Regions from separate parts of the Homo sapiens genome. Here region 2 is linked to region 1. Evidence: chromatin loops called from intact Hi-C (ENCODE). Cell type or tissue: endothelial cell of umbilical vein. All regions are shown on one strand. Region 1 overlaps CUBN (cubilin). Region 2 overlaps CUBN (cubilin).

Region 1 (2,500 bases):
TTTTATTTTTGAGACAGAGTCTTACTCTGTCGCCCGGGCTGGAGTGCAGTGGCGTAATCTTGGCTCACTGCAACCTGTGCCTCCCGGGTTCCAATGATTCTCCTGCCTCAGCCTCCCGAGTAGCTGGGGCCACAGGCACCCACCACCACACCTGGCTAATTTTTGTATTTTTAGTAGAAATGGGGTTTCACCATGTTGGTCAGGCTGGTCTCGAACTGCCGACCTCAGGTGATCCACACACCTCGGCTTCCCAAAGTGCAGGGATTACAGGCATGAGCCACCACGCCCGACCAACAATGCTTATTCTTAAGAAAAGAACTGCCACAGAAGGAAATAGGAAAAATTCTTCTTCAGTAGTTGATGCCTTTCAAAATATTAAATTACTAAACCTCTACCTACCTCAGTTTCCAGAACTCTAAAATGAAGATAACAATACTACCTGCATTACAGAGCTGCTAGGATTTTTAAATTAGAATAATGACCAGCATGGAATAAGTGCTAATACATATTATCTATGGTTATTTTAACATAAACATAGTCTCATGGATTATTTTTTTGTGCTCTGAAGCAGGAGACCCCAATCTTTTTGGCACCAGGGACTGTTTTTGTGGAAGACAGTTTTTCCACGGACCGGGGGTGGGGTGGGAGGGTGGTTTCAGGATGATTCAAGTGCATTGTATTTATTGTGCATTTTATTTCCATTAGTCTTACATTGTAATATATAGTGAAATAATTATACAAGTCACCATCATGTAGAATCAGTGGGAGCCCTGAGCTTGGTTTCCTGCATTAGACAGTACCACTGGGGGGTGATGGGAAACAATGACAGATTATCAGGCATTCGATTCTCATAAGGAGCACGCAACCTAGATCCCTCGCGTGTGCAGTTCACAATAGGGTTCATGCTCCTATGAGAGTTTGATGCCACCAGTACTGGTCTGGGGACTGGGGCTCTTGCTCTATAGCATTTTGTGGTAAATAAATCTGTGGTTTCCAGAGCAGCCTTCCCAGTTGTAATTAACATCAATTGGCCCCACTGTGTTGAAAGCAGTGCTGCTTCTCCTGCCTCCCAGTTTTCCTACAAAAGCCACTGGGATTGTAGATAAAATCCTGTTTTCCAGTTGGCGAGATGCAGAGAAGCAGATGAGATTTTGTCTGAGCAGCGGTGGATCTGAGCCGACTTTGATTATGGCTCCACCGCCAACGCTTCCTGGGCAGATGAGTCATGCTTCCTGGAACTGTCTGTCAGAGGAAGTTTGCTTCTGGGACTTTTGCATTTTGCTTAGAGCTTAGAGATAAGCTATTACAATTCTAAGTTCAGCTGCTATTCAAAAACATGCATAAAAGCTGGGAAGAGTTTACCAAACATTTCAATTTATAACTTGATACCAGATATGAGTCTAGCACCGTACTAAGCATGATACCTGGATTCAAAAAAAGTTTAGAATGAAGTATATCCATTAGTTAGCGAAGCCAGATGCTTTGTAGTGTCGTTGAGTTTAGCATGAGGCATTTTAGAAGAAATTTTGGTTTTAAGATTGCCTGAGTAAAATGTGATTTTTTAGTTATAAAAAATTGAAAGAAGAAATGTTATTTCAGTGTGATCAGAATCCCTTTCCTTAAAAAGAAATGCTGATCTTTTCTGACCATCTTTCACAATGAAGGATTTTCGTATGATTGCATTAATTTGCAGCAGTTAATGAACCAACGTTCCAACCTTCAAAAGAGCCTCTGCTCTCAGATTCAAAAGAAACTCTGCGTGTTTCCTCTCTTCAAACATGAAGGACAGAATTAGGATGAATAATAATCAAACCTAAAATAATTTCTGAACTACCCTGAAGCAGTAAAAATTCCATTAGATGCTCAGAACTTGAATTGTCCTATGCACACTGCCTTTCCTGGTTGACCTCAGGTTGCTCTGCTCCTCAGACTGGCGAAAGGCAGGGCAACCGAAAGGTCTCTTCCACTATCAGACAGGCTCATGGTATGAATAAGCATGCATTGAGCAAAATGCTAAATTTTAAACACTGGTAATCACAGTTGTGGGTTTCAGTTAACTATATTGACTTTCTACTTTTTAAAATGGGAAAGATTTCCAATTGCAACATTACAGAATTTTGTTTAAACACGTCTTTACCCTGCAGTTCCTACATTGGCTCTTTATTTATTTATTTATTATTTTTTCTTTCTTTCTTTCTTTTTTTTTTTGAGACAGAGTCTCACTCTGTTGCCCAGGCTTGAGTGCAGTGTTGCATTCTCAGTTCACTGCAACCTCCGCCTCCCAGATTCAAGTCATTCTCCTCCCTCAGCCTCCTGAGTAGCTGGGATTACATGCGCCCACCACCACGCCTGGCGAATTTTTGTATTTTTAGTAGAGACAGGGTTTCGCCTTGATGGCCAGTGTGGTCTCGGGCTCCTGGCCTCACGTGATCCACCCACTTCGGCCTCCCAAAGTGCTGGGATTACAGGCGTGAACCATCGCACCCGGCAGGCTCTTTAT
Region 2 (2,500 bases), 72 kb before region 1:
GAGGATGAGGTGGGTGCATCACCTGAGGTCAGGAGTTCCAGACCAGTCTGGTCAATATGGCGAAACCCTGTCTCTACTAAAAATAAAACAAATAAAAAAAAATTAGCCAGGTGTAGTGGCACATTCCTGTAATCCCAGCTACTCGGGAGGCTGAGGCAGGAGAATTGCTTGAATCCAGGAGGCGGAGTTTGTAGTGAGCAGAGACAGTGCCACTGTACTCCAGCCTGGCCAACAGAGTAAGACTCCATCTCACAAAAAAAAAAAAAAAAAAAAAAAAAAAGAGTAACAAGGCCAGGCCTGGTGGCTCACGCCTGTGATCCTAGTACTTTATGAGGCTGAGGCGGGCACATTGCCTGAGGTCAGGAATTCAAGACCAGCCTGGCCAACATGGTGAAAATCCAGCTCTACTAAAATGACAAAAATTAGCCAGGTATGGTGATGGGTGCCTTTAATCTCAGGTACTCGGGAGGCTGAGGCAGGAGAATCACTTGAGCTCAGGAGGCAGAGGTTCCAGTGAGCTGAGATTGCACCACTGCACTCCAGCCTGGGTGACAGAGCAAGACTCTGTCTCAAAAATAAATAAATAAATAAATAAATAAATAAATAAATAAATAAATAAATAGGAGGATCCTCCTTTTATAGATGAAATAATGAAAAGTAGGTGAAGCTAAACATTTTTTGTTAACACTTCTTAGCTTGTAATTGTAATAGTTGAATTTCAAAGTCAAGTTTGTCTGGTTCCAAAGTCCATGCTTTCTCCAGCATGAATGATTCTCTACACTGGTTGACTGACTGCAAGCCACTAGTTAATCTGTAAAATCATGTTGTTACTGAGACAGTATTTTAGAAGATGGTTGCTTAGTTTTATGTTGATTATTGTGCAAAAATGGCCACTGATATTAAGATAGTTTTCTTATCAAATGTCTTTGCTCTGCCATGTTCTATACTAAGTGCTCCATATACATTACAGCATTCCATTTTTAACTCTCATAACCCTGAAAGATAGAAATTATTATCTTCATTTTACACATGAGGAAACAGAGCCTAGTGCCATTGAGAAGTGTGTCCAGGTGCATGTGGTTCGAAAGTGGCATGCAGTGACTCAGACACAGGCCAGTCACCTCCACAGCCTGTCACTCTGAGCCGCTCCGTGAACGCTCTTCAAATTAAGATCCAAGTCCAAGGTTTTTAGTGCTCTTATACCCGACATTAATTACCCAGGCATTTCTAAATATTGTTTCTCAACCACCTCCTGGATTCATAAAAATAAAATGGTATGTCTGAATAGATAAAATTTTCCCTTGAAATCCTATTAACTTTTTCCAGCAAACTATTACAGAGGGCATTGTACAAGGGTCAAAAAACATTTTTTTTTCCTTTGAGGAGGGAGGACTATTTGCGACCTGGTAACCTCACACTAAAATAAACTCCAAAATAAATTTCCCAGTGGGTATGCTATGTGAATTTCCTTCCTTCCATTTAGTTTTCATGAATTCTATTTCCTGGCATTGAAAACATTCTTTTGAAAAAAAAATATTCTTAGGTGAGAAACTTGTAATACTTTCATTACCAATTCGCAAGAAAATTCATCTTGTTTTTTTCTTGATTATTGTGATTTCATATCTTCTCACTCATAATGGACATAATATGGTAGAAAATATATACAAATCAGGATAGTTCAATTAGTGAACATTTGAGTTTCATTTAAACTGTTTTAAGAAAGTCATGTAGTAATAGGTAACTGATCTTAAAATACCCTAGCACAGAATTTAAAAAATTCCTTATATTCTTTTTCATTAACTGAATATTGTTGTGATTTTAGGTTCTGATGAAAATTAAATTCGACAGCCTTCTTTTGATTGTTTATCTCAAATGAGGTTGTCAGTACGTTTTATAAGTTATATTACTATATTTGAAGTCTGTATTCTAATCCATTCGGACACATTTTTGTGTTTATTCTCTTCTACTTGTATGCTCAGTATTTTTCCTGTTATTCTTGTATGCTCAGTATTCTTCCTCTCATTCTCTACTCTTGGTATTACTCATCCTTTAATTATATCCAGTCCCTGAAGCCGTCCAGGCCTTGCTTGTCTACATCCCGCCTACTCCGCCCACACCTGAGCGTGTCGGTCTGGGCTGGCGTCAGAATCTTAGCCCCTCTGGAATCAACATCCCTGGCGGGCAGTGATGAACGTCTGTGTGTTTGATAACAGGCCACAGGTTATTCAGGGAATTAGGGTGTACATTCTTGTGAATGGTAATATTAGCCAGTTCAACTTAATTCAGGTAGATTTTCAAATCTCCAATTTATTTTACTGCTTTAGAAACAATGTCAGTTATATATTTGACATACCTTGGTCTGGTGGACTTGACAAGTTTAATGAAATTGGGGTAAATCTATGTTATTAACATTAAGATTTTTTGATATATTTTGATATTAGTTGAAGTTTGTTTTTAACAATATTTAGCACAAGTTATTTAGTATATAGATTGCCATATG

The links. Peaks named below come from ENCODE experiments on the same cell type or tissue, not always from the same donor. Only the 100,000 strongest peaks of a DNase experiment are listed, where the experiment ranks them.
Region 2: a loop joins it to region 1, with 2.8 times the contacts of the local background. A loop is called at or near these places in 4 of 110 quality-filtered maps.

The regions. Positions count from the first base shown.
Region 1 is chr10:17,028,429-17,030,928 of GRCh38, reverse strand. The region is part of intron 27 of CUBN (cubilin); the gene reads left to right. Among named protein-coding and RNA genes, the nearest start is that of CUBN, 100 kb to the left of the region's middle. In endothelial cell of umbilical vein, no CTCF peak of the experiment used is centred here; a DNase peak (open chromatin) is centred at 1,188; H3K27ac peaks cover 2,500 bases.
Region 2 is chr10:17,100,376-17,102,875 of GRCh38, reverse strand. The region is part of intron 13 of CUBN (cubilin); the gene reads left to right. Among named protein-coding and RNA genes, the nearest start is that of CUBN, 28 kb to the left of the region's middle. In endothelial cell of umbilical vein, no CTCF peak of the experiment used is centred here; DNase peaks (open chromatin) are centred at 1,475 and 2,125; H3K27ac peaks cover 717 bases.